2 separate regions of the Mus musculus genome follow, and region 2 is linked to region 1. Evidence: chromatin loops called from intact Hi-C (ENCODE). Cell type or tissue: left cerebral cortex. All regions are shown on one strand. Each heading gives the region's core, and the rest is flanking DNA. Links, peaks and the distances in the headings are about the cores only.

Evidence for each region. A loop is a pair of places that touch in the nucleus more often than their neighbours do. Peaks named below come from ENCODE experiments on the same cell type or tissue, not always from the same donor. Only the 100,000 strongest peaks of a DNase experiment are listed, where the experiment ranks them.
Region 2: a loop joins it to region 1, with 2.6 times the contacts of the local background. A loop is called at or near these places in 2 of 42 quality-filtered maps.

Annotation. Positions count from the first base shown.
Region 1 is chr4:85,318,936-85,329,840 of GRCm38, reverse strand. The region is part of intron 1 of Sh3gl2 (SH3-domain GRB2-like 2); the gene reads right to left. Among named protein-coding and RNA genes, the nearest start is that of Sh3gl2, 120 kb to the right of the region's middle. In left cerebral cortex, for the core only: no CTCF peak of the experiment used is centred there; DNase peaks (open chromatin) are centred at 4,209 and 4,716; H3K27ac peaks cover 1,772 bases.
Region 2 is chr4:85,171,386-85,182,290 of GRCm38, reverse strand. It overlaps the pseudogene Gm2700. Among named protein-coding and RNA genes, the nearest start is that of Sh3gl2, 29 kb to the left of the region's middle. In left cerebral cortex, for the core only: no CTCF peak of the experiment used is centred there; a DNase peak (open chromatin) is centred at 6,626; H3K27ac peaks cover 582 bases.

The DNA.
Region 1 (10,905 bases), core at 3,733-6,232:
GATGAGGTACTCATTATCTAGAGATATAATATATCTATATACTAAGGGATTTTTAAAGAGACTTCTTGTTTTTCTTAATAAGTATTCACCGTGTTTGATAAGCATGATGAAGTGTAAAATAATTAGCAAATACATACATGTCATATATATATACATATATATATACACATATATATATACATATACATACATATACATATAAACAAACACACATATATGCATACATATACAAGCTGACAAGTATTTTGTAATTATTTCACTGGTTCAAAGATTGTGTCAGAATCTTGCTATTTTATTGAGAGATTAATACTGAAAATCACTGTTTATATTGTTTGGAAATTTATAAGAAATTCAAAGGTCTTTCATCTCAGTAGGCCCCTGAGATTCATTATTTAACCAAATGTACCAGCGAGTCACTTTGTACTGAGAGTTGATTTATAGGAAAGGCAGAAAATCATTTATTCATCCAATAATCCTGACTAAATTATTAATAACAATTTACAAATACATGCCATGTGGGTAATGTTAAAGACAAATGCAATGCTACCAGAGAATTCATTCATCCAAATGTGTTGAATTCATATTGCATATGAAGGAGATAAAGTTTGTGTTGTTTTGTTATGTTGTTAAATAGTAGACACAAGAAGTGCTAAAAGGTTATCCTTTGTAATTCCAGAAAAGTGCCTTATGTGGCACTGCTAAGTCAATGAAGGTATCCCTGAAAGAGGGCATGGCGTATCAACAAAGCTGGGGTAATACAGTATTACAAAGACCCAGCATACTCCACTCAGAGCCCCCTGGATGTTCACTTCTCACCTGCACTTGACACATCATGCTGGAACGAATACAACTTGATGCTGCTCAGATAGAAACATACATTACTGACAACAGAAAATGGTTAGTGGATGCAGAACAGCAGTGATGATAAATGGCACCTGGACCAGACATGGAGAACAAGAGGCCCCAGGATAGATGGAGGCCAATGAGCCACTTGCCAAGCACAAAATTGATAAACTAGGTTAACAGCATACTCAGGTTAGATAACAAGTATGTAACGAACACTTCCAAGAAAAACTAGCTGCTTGGGAGTGTGTGGAGCAATGCTTTCTTTTGGCTAATGGGACACTTAACTATATTCAGCAAGTACTGTCTAGCCCAGAGATAACTGACACACAACACTGAGAGTCAAAGAGACATTGCACACGTAAGAAACTCTAAAATAATAATGCTCACTCTGTAGGAAGTAGTCATAATTACACTGCCTTCACTTGCCAGGCACAGACGAAGTCTTTGTTGCATGAACAACATGGCTAGAGTGGCTCACATCTTTATTCCCTATCATTTGAGAAACAGAGACAAGAAACTCTCTCTGAACCTGAAGCCAGGCTCACTTACACAGTTAGTTCTAGACTACCGAGGGCTGCATAGTGAAGACCCTTTCTTAAGTAAGAAGTGAAGGCAGAAGGCATGCTGAGATTCTCATTTTCTGGGTAGCAATCCTATGGCTTCCTCATTACATCATCCTGGCAGAGGTATCACTTTCTCAATTACTGAGATTCCTCTTATAGTGTCTCAATTAACTGTATCACTGCTAAAAATGCCCAGGAAAAATAAGCTTTTTGTTTTAAAAGATTTAAGATGAAGCAAGGATTTATATTTGCTCACAATTCCAGGGTGCACTCTATCATGCCAAGGGAGTCATGGCAAGCACTTGATCTGTCATGTTTCACCATGGGAAACAAAGGGAGATGTCCAGTATTGTTCACTAACTTCTTGGTTTTATACAGTCTAGGTCCCAGGCCCAGGGGATGGTGGGCAAAGATATTACTCTATCATAAATTGCAAATGAGTTACCATTAAAATGACATGTGTCTAATTATAAAAATCTGCTTATAAAATAAAAAGACAGAATTTGTGTGCACAGTGAAACTCTGTCTCAAATAAACTACAAAGCTAAAGCAAAGAAACACGAATGAGGACCCAAGGAATCTAAATGGTCTCCTGTGTGAGAATTTCCTTGAGTTTTTACTTTTCTTTTCTTTTTTATTTATTAGGTATTTTCCTCCTTTACATTTCCAATGCTATCCCCAAAGTCCCCCATACCCACCCCCCCCCAATCCCCTACCCACTCACTCCCCCCTTTTGGCCCTGGCGTTCCCCTGTACTGGGACATATAAAGTTTGCAAGTCCAAAGGGCCTCTCTTTGCAGTGATGGCCGACTAGGCCATCTTTTGATGCATATGCAGCTAGAGACAAGAGCTTCGGGGTACTGGTTAGTTCATATTGTTGTTCCACCTATAGGGTTGTAGTTCCCTTTAGCTACTTGGGTAATATCTCTAGCTCCTGCATTGGGGGCCCTGTGACCCATCCAATAGCTGACTGTGATCATCCACTTCTGTATTTGCTAGGCCCCGGCATAGTCTCACAAGAGAGAGCTATATCTGGGTCCTTTCAGCAAAATTTTGCTAGTGTGTGCAATGGTGTCAGCGTTTAAGAGAACCTGAAATATCAAGTCCCATGAAAACCTTAGATGTGGCCTTGACAGTGCTCGTTTCCAGGACTAGATAGGGGAGTTAGCGTCTATGCTTGAAAGGCCAAGATCAAAATGAAAAGCCAAGCAGTCATCTTGACAAACTGCAGTGCACAGGGCTGCAGAGAGACCACAAGCCCAAGCACATGGCAGAAAGATCCAGAGAGGAGTGGGTGGACTTTCCGTATTCCCCACCTTGATGTAGCCTATGTGTTCAAAGCAAGCCAGGAACTAGTGTCAGGCTTCCAATCTCCATCACATTCCCTAAGAGGAAGAAGAGCACACAATTCACTTCCAGGGCAGTCTCTGCACCATCACCTTAGTACCAAGTCAATATTTTTGTGTATATGTGCCAAGAAGTGGTACAACGATTTCAATCTTCAAATTGAAGACAGATAAGAACCCATTTCTTCTGCTGATAAAATACAGCTTTCCCACTGATGGTTACTAAGTTTATGAACAAGATACTCAACAACAGATGAGGATCTCTGCAACAACAAAATAGAAATTAAAAGGACTCTGTTATCAAAGGAAGGTGCACGGAAGCCACAGTGAAGTGAAACATCGCACCATGTCTCATACAGATGCATAATCCTCTCAGTCAGAAGCAGAATAAATACTGAAACATGGGGAGGAGCCTTCACCTTCACAGAGCACAGTACTTTAAATATGAATAACCACAGGGGCATTGAAACATCTAAATATACAGATAAAGTTATGATGCTGTTCCTTCCTCATATTTATGAGCTGCCTTGACCTTGGCAGATCACAAAAAAAAGAAAGAAAGAAAGAAAGAAAGAAAGAAAGAAAGAAAGAAAGAAAGAAAGAAAGAAAGAAAGAAAGAAAGAAAGAAAGAAAGAAAGGAAAAGAAAACACTGACTAGACTTAGGCCTGGGAAGAATTTCTAGGAACAATCTAGAAATAACTGAATCATGCATACAGGGATTTATGTTTTAGAAGCTACAGTTTCTTTTCTTTTTTTTTTAAACCAAGTTAGAAAGAAGTACTACTGGGGGCTGTGGAGAGATGACAAAGCAACACTTGCTGCCTGTGGGAAGATGTGCTGCATTTTCGTGACTAATGACTAGCTCCATTCCACTGTTCCTGGTATACTCAAGGAATATGAAAATAATCCTCAAGGTCATGTATCTGTGCTTACTAAAGCAGAGAGCTAAGTGAAGATTCTTTAAGATAAGAACAGTATGTCCCATCCTTCTGACACCCCCATTTATTTGCTGGTATAAAGTTGACCCATCAAAGTTAGTGGATGGAAGGATAGAAGGATGGGAGAAATAATGTATATCAGGCCATAGGCAAAAAGGATGCTGCTCGCTCCCTACAGCCGTGTTTCTTAATGCAGAACCATCTGAGCCTCTCCCAGACTAATTAAACCTCATTATCCTATACTATTAGATAAGAAGACTGAGAAATGGAGCTTAGGAACTCCCCTGTAAATGTAATAAATGCTGCCACATAGTATTTCACACATCCTTCCAGGCCTGACCCCAGTGGTGTGTCTGATCAATAAACAGCATCTCCTCTCTACTGCAGTTCGTCTGCTGCTGGCAATAGGACAGGGTGCTTCTAAGTCACAGCAAGAAGCTCCTGCTCCCTGTGAGTGTGGAAGGACATAAGCCAGGGCTGCAAAAGCAGCGCGCTGGATTCTGCCTCTGCTTTCTGCTGAACGTGTTTACTGCTTCCCCATATGGCAAATGCTAAAGTCTTACCACGACCATCTGGAGATGCAGAATATTCAGCTACGAAAGTATCAGTTGGAACTTAGAGTGTTCTGCTTAGAAGCATGGAGTTCACCTAGAAACTCAGTTGTGTTTTGCAAGAGCCCAGTCTAAGCAATAGCAGGAAAATACACAAAATACACAAAAATATGTGTTTACAGGCCTGTGATCACCACCCTGCACTAAAATTCATTAAATATGTAGGATACACAGGTTTTGAACAGAATCTTAAATTTGAGAAGATCCTAGGTATAGCATCCTACAGAATAAAGGAAATACATCTTTAAGTAGTACCACTAAAAAGACCAACACATTGATAGCTATCATTGCATACTGTGCTTGCTTCACATAGCTTCATGAATTTTACCGTCTCAGAAATAGGTAGTGTCCAGCAATCACTGCCTGTTTCTCTGCCATGTTATCTCCCTTCTACATCCTGTCAGCCTCTGGAAGAGCCATGAATCCTCAGCAGATGCTGTGCATCTGGCTCCTCAAAGAAGGCAGGTAGACTTCCACTAAGTGTCACACGCTAGAAAGGAGGCAACCGAGGTCCACAGAGATCTGGAGAGGTGACTTGGAAAGGCAGGGAACAAGATGCTCTCAGAACTGAGTAGGGATGTGGTTGAGTAGGAATTAGACTCCTCTCGGGACTGCACTGAAGAAATTCAGAGGGAGATTGGTAGAGAACTGACTTCAGTTAACATAAGAAAAAAGTCTGTAATTACATGCAAAAGTGTCTAAAATAGAAAATATTTTCATTGAAAGGAAGAGGTATATTGGAAAGGTTTTGTTCAGAGACTCGGAGACTTAGCTGCATAAGCTGTATGATCCCCCTGCCTCCAATTTTTAGGAGTTGGCACTTTGCTTCTTCCTCTGAGGTCCCAAAGCACACACAGTACACTTAGCAACGCCCTGGATCTGATGTCAATGCTTTGTATTTCAATCTCCCTCCTGAGTCAGAAAGCCACTTGTAAACAAGATGCATAGTCTTATTCCTCTCTGCATCCACTGTCCTTCCACAGTATCTAGAACATACTAGAAGCTCAATCAATATTTGTTAAATTAATTAATAACAGTTCAGCTGGTTAAAAAAAAATAACATTAATGTGTATATGTCTATGTGTGGCTATGCGCAAATGTGGTTTATTACAGTTTGTAAGTGTCCTCGGGAAAGGACTGTGAAGGCCTGGCCTCCCAGTTAAGAGATGCATCCACTGAAAATTAAATCATGAATGAATGACTCTGACTTAGTCAGTTAATAAATCTATTGGTAGACCTGTAACTTGATGACATCACTGGAAAATAATGGAAACTCCTAGAAGTGGAGCCTAATAGAAAGAAGGTCCCAGAGGGGTGTGCCTTTGAAGGACACTTCTTGCCTCTGGCTTCTCTGGGTCTCTCTCTATTTTTCAGATAGCATGAGATGAACAGTTCTGACCCAGCATCCCCTTTGGTTTGGGAAGATCCAACAAATGGAGCTAACTGAGCTCAGACTGAAACCGGGAGCCTCATTGAATCCATCCTCCATTGTACTGTTTTAAAAACAACTACACCCTGACTAACATCAGGAGCTGGTCTCTATACACATATGAATTTATACTCATGCAAATGTCCCTTTCCCTTACATGAATTCTTTGCATTCCCATGTTAGTCTCGATGTGTAAGCTCTTAATGGTGCTGCCTGGTGGATCTTTAAGCACCATGGATAAATGCACAGATGGCCCATTACGTGTTAGGACATCAGATACCGTACTGGAAACAGGCTAATACCCAGGGCCTTACGCTCTGCTGAGGAATATCACAAATCTGCGTCTGTGTCTAGATACAAATCATACGTGTTTGGTTTCATGAACATGCCAATGAGAAACAGGTTTTCACGGCTGGGTTTAGGAACTTGGTAAAACATCTTTACTGAAGGCTTTAATAATGATGTCATGCCTGATGATCCAGCACTGAAAGGGCAGCAAACCTCGTGAAAGCTCACAGAGAAGGGCTTCCTGAAGCAGATTTTTGAACGAAAATAAACACTGGCTTCTAACCGTGCTTAAGAGCTAGATGACAACCTATCCTTTTCAGCTTTGTCAGTACACTGGGTAAAGGAAAATGTCAAAATTTTAAAAAACGGCTCAGATTTTCAGAGAGTGTTGCCACCTAAAATCCATCCACAGGTGACATTATGAGGTTTTTTTTTTCCTTTCTTTCTTTTTATTCATTTTTATTGGTTATTTTATTTATTTACATTTCAAAGGTTATCCCCCTTCCTGGTTTCAGGTAGCCCCCTATCCAACGCCCCCCTGCTTCTATGAGGGTGCTCCCCCACTCACCCACTCCAGTCTCACTGGCCTGGCATTCCCCAACACTGGAACATCAAGCCTTCACAGGACCAAGGGCCTCCCCTCCCATTGATGTGCAAAAAGGCTATCCTCTGCTACATATTCAGCTGGAGCCATGGGTCCCTCCATGTGTATTCTTTGGTTGGTGGGTTAGTCCCTGGGAGCTCTGATATTGTTGTTCTTCCTATGGGGTTGCAAACCCCTTCAGCTCTTTCAGTCCTTTCTCTAACTCCTCCATTGGGGTTCCTGTGCTCAGTTCGATGGTTGGCTGCAAGCATCTACATCTGTGTTGGACAGGCTCTGGCAGAACCTCTCTACTCAGTGATTAAAAACAACGACTTCAGTATGAGGTTTCTCAATCCACCAGTTAGCTCATCTGGGCCATGGCAGACTGCACTGAAGTTTCTCCTTATGAAACTCTAGAGAATAAAATGGCTTCTTCCAGGCCCTGCACATCCTTCTTGGGCCTCAAACAGATATTTCAACATGCACCATAAGGATTACTTTTTCTTTCTTTCTTTCTTTTTTCTTTTTTCAAATTTCAGAAAATCACTTTAGAAATTATTTTATATGCATGAGAAATAAATAATACATTTTAATATAGGTGAGGATCACAGGTCTGAGATGTGGACAGGAGCGGAGTAAATGTCCAGTGTATACAGGGCCTTGAGTTTCGTAGCAGCACATTTACATGTATCACACACACACACACACACACACACACACACACGAGCCATACAGCAAGACATAAACTCATAAACAAAAGTGGACAAAGGTAACAAAACTGACCTCTATATATAGAAAAAAATAACAGCCTCACCACAAAGGTATTAAAATACAAGGAATTATAACAGCACTGAGAATGGAATTCTTTTTATCTAAAACATGAAATACCTACAATTCAGGCTTTATTTTTAGTTCCAGGAAGAACTAAGATCTGTTACAACAAAGAACCTCAAATGAACTTCATATTTCTTTAAAACTAAATCTTGTAATCGGGTTGGATTTGCATAGCCTAATTTCTTAAATGGGGCCAAGAAGTCTTTAAATAGCACTCTTTAAGCATCTCTGAAGCATCCTTCCTTCATCCAGTAAATTTAAAGCAAACTGAAGTGTACTATCTGAGCCACACTGGGGTCAGCAGGCTGCACATCTAGCAGAGCTCTGACCATAACCTCATGGTAGAAACACATCAAGCTCAGGAGTCAAAAAGTATACACAAGCACATATACACATGCATATATTTCCTCTATATGTAATGCACTTAGGAAATCGAGTCTGTTAGTTCAGTCCTCAAAAATGATATGTTTGAAAAGCCAAACTTAGAATATGTTCAAACTGGAATTATTCTACATATAGGGTTCCTGACTTCTTTAAAGTATAATTTCTCTAAGGAAGAATCACTTGATATAAAAAGAGACCAAGAATATTTAACACCATAAATACAAAGCATAAAACACAACCATCAGTTAGGATGTGGAATCACGTAGTGGTACTTAGCCAGAAAGGCAAACTAAAATACAAGTCAAAGATGGGCCCAGGTGAAAGACCAGAGAAAGGCAGTTTAGTGCTCAGATGCGGACATGGGAACCAGGAAGAGCACAGGAGTCATGGAAAAAAGAATCCAAATCAATGAGGATAGCTCCAACCTGGACAGACTACCCACTCTACCCCAGGGCTCCATGGGCAGTGTTGACCCTCATACCAGTCCTAACAGAGTCAGAAGAAAGGGGTTTTCTCACTAACTTTGAATTCTCTGCATAAGGTCTGAGAACAACACACACCAACTCCGCATGCTTCCAACAGGTCAAGCATGAAGATGTGATTTTCTTAGCACTTACATTTGGATGGACAAGTAAGTAACTACAAACAATGGGGGTATGTAAGATGATACACACTTAGGAAGTCACCCTAAGACCCTTTAGATTAGACAGAATTTAGATTAGACAGAATTTAGACAGAATTTGGATTACCAACAGCAAGTTCAAGGCTGCTGATAAGCCATTCTGTTTTGATGAAACCTAAGTATATTTAAATAAGTTAGCTGGAGACTGAAATGAGACAATAGAAATTCATTTAGATTGTGTTCATGAATATACCAAGGTTAAAAGTTCACAAGGAGTCAAAGGTCTTGGTCAAGCTTACAGAGCATCCAAGACACACAGTTCTGCCAGATATGACAGCACATCTTCCACCTGGGGTATCCTCCCAGGCTATTCTCCTAAGTTTTCAGTCTTTAATATGTGTCAAGCAGTGATTGATTGTATATTGTTGTCAGGGTTGCAGGTAAGAAGCAGAAAAATAGCTTAATACAGAGATACACCTAAAACCCTCTCTGTGCTATAGCTTGCTACAATACACTTGCAATAGTCTCTGCTTACATTGTCTTTTTCACGATTTTTGTTGAGCTAAAACCATACAGCAACCTTACTGTAGACTTCCCTAACTCCTGGGAAGGCTTTTATGTGAGGAGGACTTTTAATGTCTTTATTCATTTTAGCATAAGATTAGACTTAAGCATGAAGAAGACAGGAACATATAAGGAAGATCTAAGTACACAGGACCACACGGCTAAAGCTGGAAGAAGAAAAACAACCATACAAGTCCTCACTCATAAAAGAAGTATCCATTAATACAAAAGAAATTATAATGAAGATAGTGTCTCTCATACACGTGCTTAACAACAACAACAAAAAGATTCAATGCACTATATCCAATTTATGGTGGAAAAATTATTGTGAAAAATTTTTCCAGGGGGAGGAAAATAAAATGACTCATGAATTATTTTGGAAATACAAATTACCCCTGCAGGGTCTGGTAAGTCAACAGTCTGGTACTGTATGGGTGATGGGAAAGCTCATGACAGGAGACAGGTTAACAGGCAATGTGGCAAAGGGTTAAAATTAGGCATTCACAGGCACATGCACACACACACACACACACACACACACACACACACACACACACACACACAGAGGAACACACAGGAACACATGTTAACACCCATCATGCTTTATGAAACACACATTCTAAGAAAAGGAAGACAGACTTTATAAGGTATAGGCCCATAGCCAGAACTGTGGCATGGAGGTTCAGACCCCTGGAAACTAAGACCTGCTTAGTGCCCAGGGGAAAAACTTCACCAGCGTCACTTCAGAATAAAGGGGGCAAACTCTCATGTGCTCCAGTACTAAGCTATTTAAAATAATATTTGAAATATTATTTATACTCAACAAAATTATTTTGAAATTGCTCAGTGTGTTCTGATGAGTCTTTCACTCTAGATCTCCAGACATTTTATTAAATTACTTTTCAAAAGAATGTTGGTAAACTATCTAAATGCACATGTTAATCTAGATGCATAATCACACTCATTTAAAAAAAATCAAATCAAAGAGTATACCGTGAGAATGTGAGCAATAATCTCACAATTAATTGATCTCAGAAACACCTCCAGTTTCCTTATAAAAAGTGTTTTAGAGACAGCTGGTGGTGGTGCACGCCTTTAATCCCAGCAGAGAGGAGGCAGAGACAGGAGGATCTGAGCTCTAGGTCACCCTGGTCTACAGAGAGAATTCCAGGACCTCCATGGGTTCACAGAGAAACCTTATCTTAAAAAAACAAAACAAAACAAAACAAAACAAAAACAAACTAAGCCAAACCAAATGAAACAAAACAAAAAGAAGTGGCTCACTTAATAATTATTAAAATGTTTTTCTTTTCCCTCTGAGCAAATAGAAATCCCTCAGCTAGCTCTCTGATGGTTCTCGTTTTATGAAAGGTAAGAAATCCTGAAGGCAACAGTATATAACTTCCACATCTCATTTGTGTTAGCTCTCCTTTAAAACTGTAGGGTCTCTGCCAATGGCTGACAATATCTTGAGGGATTTATTAGAGGTTCCTGGACTATCATCAGCCACAGTGCAATAACAGACAGGACAAAGCGGTGAGCTTCATTCAGGTCAGAGCAAGATCCAGGATTAAGGAACAAAAGGATAATCAAGTGAGGAGCCCAGCTGCCAGGACTCAGGGGACTCAGAGCTTGTGAAGCAAGCACTGCAAGGGAAGAACGTCTACATTTAGTTGGACAGGGTTTTCTACAGTCTAGCCCCCCAGTTTTAAATAATTCTAAAGTTATAGAATGTGCAGAGTCTATGTTTTTATGTATGCACTCTACATCAGAAGATTCGTTTTCATATTCTTTAAGAATGAGCATGGATATTAGGGTAGCACTAATTTTAGAGCTGTGATAATGTGATTTTAATGTTAATGTACACAGCGAAAGCTTCCTAGGGAAGACAGGACA
Region 2 (10,905 bases), core at 5,154-7,653, 150 kb after region 1:
ACTTCAGCAAAGTGGCCCGATATAAAATTAACTCAAATCATCAGTAGCCTTCCTTTATACAAATGATAAACAGGCTGAGAATGAAATTAGGGAACCGACTCCCTTCACAATAGCCACAAATAATATAAATTATCTTGGGATAGCTCTAACCAAACAAGGGAAAGACCTGTATGATAATAATTTCAAGTCTCTCAAGAAAGAAATTGAAGAAGACCTCAGAAAATGGAGAGCTCTCCCGTGCTCATAGATTGGCAGAATTAACATAAAAATGCCCAACCTTCCAAAGGCAATCTATAGATTCAATGCAATCCCCCATCAAAATCACAACAAAATTCTTCAAAGTCATGGAAAGGGCAATTCTCAAATTCATCCAAAAAGGCAAAAACAAAACAACAAAACAAACAAACAAAAAAACCAGAATAGTGAAAACAATTCTTAACAATAAGAGAACAGCTGGAGGAATCACCTTCCCTGACCTCTAGCTTTACTACAGAGCAATAGTGATAAAAACTGCATGGTATTGGTATAGAGACAGACACATTGATCAATGAAATAGAACTGAAGACCTAGAAATAAAACCACACACTTACAGACACTTGATCTTTGACAAAGAAGCCAAAAATATACAATGGAAAAAAGAAAGCATCTTCAATAAATGGTGCTGGTCTAACTGGCTGTCTAAAGAATGAAAATAGACCCATATTTGCCACCTTGCACAAAGCTCAAGTCCAAATGGATCAAGGAACTCAACATAAAACCTGGTACGCTGAATCTAATAGAAGAGAAAGTGGGAAAGAGCCTTGAACTCGTTGGCACAGGGGGAAATTTCCTAAACAGAACTTCAATGGCTCAGACTCTAAGATCAAGAATTGACAAATGGGACCTCATGAAACTGGAAAGCTTCTGTAAAGCAAAGGACATAGTCAATAAGACAAATCGGCAATCTATGGATTGGGAAAAAAATCTTCACTAATCCCAAATCCAATAGAGGGCTAATATCCAAAAAATATGCAGAACTCAAGAAGCTAATCACAAAAAAAGAAAAATTAAAAAACAACCCAATCAAAAAATGGGGTATATAACTAAACCAAAATTTCACAACTGAGAAATTTCTCAAATGGCTGAGAAGTACCTAAAGAAATGTTCAAAGTCCTTAATATTCAGAAAAATGCAAATCAAAATGACCCCGAGATTCTACCTTACACCAATCAGAATGGCTAAGATGAAAACCAAAGGTGACAAGATCTTATACAGAGGTAAGATCCTCTCCACAGGTGTTGGTGAGGATGTAGAGAAGGAGGACCTCTCCTCCATTGCTGGTGGGATTGCAAACTGGTACCGCCACTCTGGAAATCAATCTGGAGGTTGCTCAGAAAATTGGGAGTAGATCTATTTGAAGACCCAGCTATACCACTCTTGGGAATATATCCAAAAGATGCCCCACCATGCCACAGGGACACTTGTTCCACTATATTCATAGCAGCCTTATTTGTGATAGCCAGAAGCTGGAAACAACCCAGATGTCCCACAACAGAATAATGGATACAGAAAATGTGGCTCATTTACACAATGTTAATACTATTCAGCTATTAAGAATGAGGACAAGTGGATGCTCACAGTCATCTATTGGATGGAACACAGGGCCCCCAAAGGAGGAGCTAGAGAAAGTACCCAAGGAGCTGAAGGGGTCTGCAACCCTATAGGTGGAACAACAATATGAACTAATGAGTACCCCCAGAGCTCGTGTCTCTAGCTGCATATGTATCAAGAGATGGCCTAGTCGGCCATCATTGGGAAGAGAGGCCCCTTAGTCTTGCAAACTTTATATGCCCCAGTACAGACAAATGCCAGGGCCAAGAAGTGGGAGTGGGTGAGTAGGGAAGCAGGGAGGGGGGAGGGTATAGGGAACTTTCGGGATAGCATTTGAAATGCAAATGAAGAAAATATCTAATAAAAAATTGAAATAAAATAAAATAAAACCTTTTTAAAAAAGAATGCCTGTTGGATATTTAAAAAAAAAAAAAAAGGAATGAGGACATCCTAGCTTTTGCAGGCAAATGGATGGACTAGAAAATATCATCCTGAGTGAGGTAACTCAGACCCATAAGGACATGCATGGTATGTACTCACAAATAAGTGGATGTTAGCCACCACCACCATCCCCCAAAAGTACAGAATACCCAAGATACAGTCCACAGAATTCAAAAAGGTCAACAAGCTGAAGTCCCCAAGTGAGGATGCCTCAATCTCACTTGGGAGGGAGAAGAAAGCAATCACAAGTGGGGAGGGAGGGAGGGACCTGGGAGGGAAAGTGGATGGGGGAGGAGTGAGAGGAAGAGGGGAACCTGATCTGGTATTGGGTGAGGGAAAGGACTGAAGCCCTGAGGGCCTGCAGAAAGAATAGAAACAGGCAACCTTGTGAGATAGGAGGTTGGGAGGACCCTCCAGAATGCACTAGAGACCTGGGAAGTGAGATGCTCTCAGGACTCAAAGGGAAGGACCTTAGATGAAATGCCCAGCACTAGGGAAAGGGAAATTATAGAGCCCACCTCCAGCCGGAAGACAGGGCATCAGATGAGGGAGGGTCATCCCACAGTCACAACTCTGACCCATAATTATTCTTGTCTAAAAGGGATGGGAATGGAGAGGAGCCTGAGAAAAAGAAAGTCCAGGGACAGGCCCAAAGACGGATCCAGATCAAGGGGAGGTCCCAAGGCCTGACACTATCACTGAGGCTATGGAGTGCTCACTAAAAGGAACCTAGCTAGCATGGCTGCACTCAGGAAGACCCAACAAGCAGCTGAGAGAGTCAGAGGCAGGTAGTTGCACCCAGCCAATAGACAGAAGCTGTTGTTGAATTAGGGAAGACTGAAAGAAGTTGAGGAGGAGGACAACCCTGTAAGAGGACCAGCAGTCTCAATTAATCTGGACCCCTGAGATCTCTCACACAATAGACTATCAAACAGACAGTATACTCCAGCTGATATGAGACCCCAACACACATACAGTAGAGGACTTCCGGGTCTGGGATCATTCAGAGATGATGCACCTAACCTTCAAGAGACTGGAGCCTCCAGGGAGTTTAGAGGTCAGGTGGGGTAGGAGGCGGGGACATCCACGTGGAGATAGGGGAGGGGGGTTGGGCAGGAGGTTTGGGATGTGGAACAGTCGGAGGGTGGACAGGGATGTGGTGGGAATAAACTATGAAGTGTATTAATTAATTAATTAATTAATTTTAAAATAGCCTTTAGTTTTTAGTAATGTTTTACATCTTCAAGTGGGTGTTTTCTTTTCATAAGACAGTATCTGAAAGGAGAGAAATAAGCTTGTGCATGCGGCAGAAGAGTGTGGAGACTCTCTGCCCGATGATCTATGATACAGGCCGATTCTCCTTTGCTCCAGGGGAGAAACGGAGACACGGTTCTGCTGAGTGATAAATATATTCACAGCAAACATCACTAAGTCCTTAAAGCCCCAAGAATGAAAGATGAGGCTATAAAATGCATGAAGAATAGCACAGGCGATAGCGAAGCACAGCCGAGTTTCTTGGACCAGGGGAAACACAATGACTGAATTCCCTCTTACAGCATGTTGTTACAACAAAAATATTTATATTTCCACTGAGCACTAATGCTCTGGACTAAAAGGATCTGTTCCAAGCAGAGTCCCACACAGAAAACACATATTCTGAAGGTAACTGGAGAACATATGCTCACCATGTCCTATCACCCATGTCCAGGGATATTTATTAGTCAGACAGCATTTAGCCATGCCTGCAATCACTTGCAGTAAAAGGCATACATAAAAACAGATCCGATATTTTCCCCCTTGGATATTCCATTCCAAAGAGCAAGATGTATATGGCTTGTTCTTTCTCTATGGACACACACTACACATCTTTCTTCAGCAGGGAGATTCTTAGCAGCTGCATCCCACCAAATGAGAATCAAATTGATGGGGTTTTGATGTGTCTATCAAGAAATGAGGAAGAACGCACACACAATGGCTCTGCACAAAAGTGCTGCTCCAGCTACAGGGAATGGAAGGAATCATAAATTATGGGGGGAAAGTCAATGCAGGCAAGGATTATGAAACAAACTCCAATGATGTGAGCTGTGTTCTCTCCTGCCCTTCCCTACCCATCCACCCCCACTATCTCTCATTTTCAGGCCCATTACATAGAGTTTCGAGAAATAGTTCTCTACTGTAAATCTACTGGAAAAAGTACATGCTCAACTCTGATGCAGGAGTTACACAGAGCAGACTGGCTGTGGTGAGTCTAAAACATATAGGACTTCCCCACCACCACCACCAAAACACTCCCCCACACAATTACAAATAAAAAGTTAGGAGGCCACTAGAAACCTGGATTATGGAACCATCTTCATATTCTTAAATATTGCCAAGAAGTGTAAGCTTAGTGCTCCGGAGGCATCTGGGAGTGGGGGTGGGGGGTGGGGAAAGACTGGACCCTGCAAACTATAATACAGACCTTATAGGCAATAGTTGCATGATGATTGTGTGGTTACCACTGCTTTCTGATTGGTTTTAAACCCCGTTCCACTAGAGGGGATTATTCCCCTCTGGAGTTATAATTGTAGTCAAAAGCCCTTCCTTCCTTCCTTCCTTCCTTCCTTCCTTCCTTCCTTCCTTCCTTCCTCCCCTCACTTTCTTCCTTCTTTTCTTCCTTTGTTTGTTTCCACTCAGAGCAGTCAATGAAGAGATTCATAAATAACTGAAGTGCTGAGAAGTGACCAAGGACTCACGCTTAAACAAGACATCGTTATCAAATGCTCCCACGCTAACCCACGCAGAGGCTCAGGGAACACTGCAGAGGAGGAGGTGAAAAGATTGTAAAAAGCTGCATAGGGAGGGATGCTGTGTAATGCTGTCTTCCGGACATGCTATGACCTTCTCAATTAGGAATTGCCAGCAACCCTAGTTACTTTCACAAGATCTATATGAAGTCAAGCCAGATGAATCTCAACATCGAGGAGGAATTCTCAAGGTCTCTACTGAGAACCTTTTGGTTCTTCCTCAATTGGAAAGAGCTATTGGCAGTTAATAGTTGCTAGGGAAAGAAGAATCATTCTTTGAAGGTGTAGACATTGGTAGGTTACCAATGGATCCAGTGGATGACCACACACCATGTATATATGAAAAGAATAAATTGATTGTTTTTTTTTTTAAAGAAGTGCTGCTGTGTCTCTGGTATTTGAAATGGCATTTCTGCCATCTTTCCAGATTCTGGAAGGATCTCTGCGGTGGCTGTGCAGGGAGAGCCACAGGTCCAGCTCAAGCCCTATCCTCACCCCCATGGGAAACAGCACATGGCATCAGGAAGATGAAGTTCATGAAGCAGTAGCCACCCTGAGTGTGGATGTGCACTTGTTTGTCCTCCATACCAACAGACAATCCATCAAATTGAATGTGTGGGACAAAACCGGCCAGGAAATGTTTGGGGACAACCTGATAGCTACTACTTCTAAGCCTGGTGTGCTATTACGTTTGAGGCAAGGGACATCAAGAGTTACGTACGTGAACATACCTAATGGGCATGAAGATCTGGTACACATGTGCGAAAACATCCTCATTGTGCTGTGCAGCAACCAAGTGGATATTCAGGACAGGAGGCAAATCTATCATCTTCCATGGAAAGAAGAATCTTTCAGTATTATGACTGCTATGTCAAAAGTAACTACAGCTTCGAAAAGCCTTTCCTCTGGCTTGCCAGAAAGCTCATCAGAGATCCTAACTTGGTGTTTCATGGACCCAGCTTTGGCAACAAAGTTGTTCAAACGACTGCTTCCTGGATGAGAATGATGGCCTGTGACGTTAGCAGTGCTCTGTGTGTGTGTGTGTGTGGGGTGTATACGTGTGTGTGTGTGTGTGTGTGTGTGTGTGTGTGTGTGTGTGTGTGTGTGCGTGCACCACCTTATTTAGCTAAGCAGATTGTATACTTCATTGGGAAGCTGAAGGAAATGAGTGGGCTTCTGAGTGGATGCGGCAGTTAAAACATACCTTCATGTTTTGTTTTTTGTTGTGTTTGTTTGTACTTGAGTATTTTGCTGTTTGGAAGACAGCTGTTTCCCTCCTTAATTTCAATGATAAGACTGCTTCTACAGTCACATCACAATATTCGGTTTGTTTCTGTCAACCCCATTCTTTTCATTTAGAATCAGAATACAGCTGTATTTCAAATAATAATACAAAAGAAGACATGGAGCTGAAGGGGGGTGTATTAAGGAATCCATCAGGAGCTGAACCAAGAAGCGGGGGAGGACATGATCATATTTCATTGTATATATGTATGGAATTCTCAAAGAATAATTTGGAAAAATAGAAAGAAATCAAAGAAAATGATACAATTTTTAAAATCAAAAGATATGTGTATAACGTGGCCTTTGTTACATCAATGCCTCTGTCAACCAGAGTGACGTTTGTGAGTGAGGCTGGAAGAAGACCCACACGCCAGCAGCATCTCTACTGTGGCCTTCATGCAGGTTGGCTGAGCTGCAGGGCAGTACCCACAGAAGCCCAGCGTGGAGGATGCAGTGGGTGTGCTTGAAGAGGGCATGGACATAAAGTGTTGTAGCACTGTGGCAGAAGGAGCCACCAGATTGGATGTAGGAGGAAGATAGCGACTTCCAGACCCTTTTCTGTGGAAATATATTAAACCCTAGCCCTTCCCAGGGAGTAGACTTCAGGGACACATGGCAGGTACACATGAGAGATACTAAAAGAACCCTTCTGAAAGTGTGGTCTATAGATTGTCTTGGTCTGAATTGATTGGTGTGCTTTGTAAAGAAAGGTGTGGACATCTGGACTCACGCCAGCTTGTAGCATGTGGGTCTGTGTGAGAATCATGGGAGTGTGTAGTTGGATAAGTGCCACGGCGTGATATTCAGCAAAAGTGACATTTCAGAAACAGAAAAGAAGACTTTTTGCTTTTAATCTTACCAGGAGCTTCCTGTGTTAATGGATGCACATGGACATTTGCAGTTTATACCTATGTGAGCCTAGCTTTCCTTTTTTTTCCTCTTATTTGATATTTTCTTTATTTACCGTCCAAATGTTTCCAGATCTCCCCTTCAAAAACCCCCTATCCCATTCTCCTCCCCCTGCCTCTATGAGAGTGCTCCTCCACCCACACTCCTACTCCCGCCTTCCTGCCCTAGCATTCCCCATACACTGAGGCATCAAACCCCCACAGAACCAAGGACCTCTCCTCCCACTGATGTCCAACAACACCATCCTCTGCCACATATGAGGCTAGAGCAGTGGGTCCCTCTAGGTGTACTCTTTGGTTGTAGTCAGTCCCTGGGAACGCTGGGGATTCTGGCTTGCTGATACTATTGTTTCCTCCACGGGGCTACAAACCCCCTCATCTCCTTCAGTCCCTTCTCCAACTCCTCCACTGGGGACCCCACGCTCAGTTCAATGGTTGGCTTCGAGCATCTGCCTCTGAATTTGTCAGGCTTTGGTAGAGTCTCGCAGGGGACTGCCATATCAAGCTCCTGTCAGCAAGCACTTTCTGGCATCCTCAATAGTGTCCATGTTTGGTGACTGTATGGGATCGATCTTCAGGTAGGGCAGTCTCTGGTTGGCCTTTTTTTCAGTCTCTGCTCCTTACTTTTTTGTCTCCATATTTCCTCCTGTAAGCATATTGTTTTCCTCTTCTAAGAAGCACTAAAGCAGCCACACTTTGCTCTTCCTTCTTCTTGCTCCACTATGTTCATAGCAGCCATATTTATGATAGCCAGAAGCTGGGAAGAACCTAGATGTACCTCAACAGAGGAATGGATACAGAAAATGTGGTACATTTACACAATGGAATACTACTCAGCTATTAAAAAGAATGGATATATGAAATTCTTAGGCAAATGGATGGCACTAGAAAATATCATCCTGAGTGAGGTAACCCAATCACAAAAGAACACACATGGTATATACTCACTGATAAGTGGATATTAGCCCAGAAGCTTGGAACACCCAAGATACAAGATACAAGTCACAGAGCTTAGACTTCTCCAGGATATGCTCAGTCAGTTTCACCTCACAGTCTACTTCTGATGTACACATATTTAAATCTAAACCTGAGTGGCTTTCACAGCTACCTAACAGATTGAATCTGAGAGACTGTCAGAAAACCACATGGCATCCTTACAGCTACTTTAGCCTTCTCTCCCCTCTTTCTGTCCCTAAATACATGATAAGTATTTGTCCTTGTGCCCACAGATAAAAGTAGCCATCAGTGTCCGTCAAGGAAACTTATCTTTGCCATAGACAAAGAGCATTATAGAGAACCACAACCAATCAAAATACAGAGTGGTGGGGCCCAGACCTAGTGGATACCCTCACACAACAACTCCAGCACCCAAGAATCAGAGGATCAGGGAGTTTGTTGTAAGACTATGTCTCCTAGTAATGTCAGGAGCTACATGCATAAAATCCCACCAATATGACAGCCTAAACATGAACTGAAGAAGGACAATTACAATAAGAATGCTAAAGTCCACAGAGGAAAGCCTACAAGGCCTCAATCCTATGTAAAGAACTGTGGGCAACTAAGCAATATGGAGGGTGGAAGGACTAATCTTCCCTAGGGAAGAGCACACCAACTGGTCACCCAATACTACATAGTCATCCCTGAAAACATATGCATACAAGAAACATTATGTATATTGAGCAGGATATATAATACATATGCATATACCTACACATATATATATTGTAACAAAAAGCGATAGAAAAAGGCCATAAAATTTGGAAGACAGCAAGAAGGGGTATATGGGAGGGGTTGAAGGTAAGAAACAGAAGGGGGAAATGACATATCATCTGAAAATCAAAAGCAATAATAAATTTAAAAAGAAAACCATGTGTGCTGGTTTGGATGAGGGCGGTCCCCGTAGGCTCCCATGTTTCAATGCTTGGCTTCCTGTTAGTGATATTGTCTCGGAACAATTAGGAGGTGTGGCCTTGTTGGAGTAGGTGGACCTTTATTGGAGGAGGAATGTCACTGAGGATGGGCTTTGCAGCTTCAAAAGCTCATGTCAGGCCCAGTCTTTTTCTGTGCCTGAGACTTGTGTCTCAGATGTGAACTCTCAGCTTCTTCCCCAGAACCATGTCTGCTCTCTGGCCTTCATGTTCCCCACCAGGAAGATCAGGACTGGAACTACAAATGAGCCCTCTGTTAGATGTCTCATCTTACAAGCCTCCTCGGTCATCATGTCTCCTCACAGCAATAGCTCCGTAGCTAAGACTCCATGTGAGGTGAATGAGCTGAGCTTCTGCAGGTCTGACCTTCTGACTTCCCCCTTCTTAGCCTTGCAGACACATCGCTATCTCGGCTATACGTGTAGATAATGTGTCCTAAAAACCCAAGGTCTGCATGAGATAAATGACAAAATGCTTACCAAGGACATACCAGAGCCTTCTTACTAACATAATCTTAGTTAGACCAATTGGCATCTAACTTGTGTATGACAAAAATTCTCTGGGTGTTTCTGTGCTACATTAAGGGTATATCCAAAATGGCAACCTTGTCGCCATAGTACCTGCCCTGAATTGAGCCTTTGGACTATGTTTCCCATAAATAATAACAGCGAGTGTGAATGTGACTTTTGCATGTATACTTGCTTTCCCCCTTGGAATTTCAATTCCTTAAGAGTATAGACCACATTCTACATAGTAAGAAGTCATATTAATCAATTATGAACAAAGAATGAATGTGATTAAAGATTAAGAGAAGTAAAAAATAATGTGAGTTATCAAAGAGCCACATAGCCAGTTAGAACCTTCCAGAACCAAATTCTAAGAAGGAAAAATGCCTTCCCACTCACTGGGGTGATTTAGACAGTAAACTTCCAATACATGAGCTCCCCCTGCCCTGGGGGGATGACGGCACACATGTGTCAACCCTGCCCAGGGCTGAACAATCCAATAGATTTCTGCAGCCCAAAACCATCACTGCATTCTCTTTACAGCATCTTCTCTCTCTGTAGGGCACACTCCATCCTCTTACCACACGTAGAACCTTGCCTTCTCTTCACCCCACAGAGCTTTCTCCATTCACTAACTCCATCTCTACATCCAGAGAGCTCACTGGATTCTCCTTCTCTTGATAAACACACAAGTCCAATCTATTGGGTCAAGCCAGAAACAAGAAATTGTTTTGATTTTTTTTCCAAATAAGAAATTACATCCTTAAGGCCAAGAAAATGAACACAACTTGTAAGTTTCAGGAAACCCCTGAAGCTTACAGAATATACAAGGCCCCTCTCTACAGTTATGCAAGCAATATAGCTGCTGAAGAAATGAAACTCTGGCCAACAGAGCCACCAGCAAGTTGTACAAGGGCTCAAGGGATGCAGATGTCATGAGTTGTCACACATGCCATGCCAAAGGGTGCTCCTTGGTGATGTGACTTCTTTGAAGTTGTTTATGCTACTGTGACTCCTCATCTATCCTCTGTTAGTAAGCCCAATACTCATTGGTTCACTAATCTAGTCTCAGATGAAATTGTTCCTCTGCCTTTTGTCAGTACCTATCTGAGAGAAGAGATGTTTGTTCTTATCTCCCCAAACACACAAGTGGGTAAGTGTCATGTTATTCCGCATTGTCTATGGGATCTCAGATACTGAGTAACAGTGGCACTTTGCGGGCACAAAGACCCATGCACTAGACTGAGGGAACTGTGTGTGTGTGTGTGTGTGTGTGTGTGTGTGTGTGTGTCTGTCTGTCTGTCTGTCTGTCTGTCTGTCTGTCTGTGTCTCTTTGTGTGTGTGTGTGTGTGTGTGTGTGTGTGTGTGTGTGTACAATACATATGAAGGCATATTTGTACCCTTATTCTTATTGTTTCTCATGTGGGGATCTTCTCTGCCCCAGGAAATAATCTCACCAATC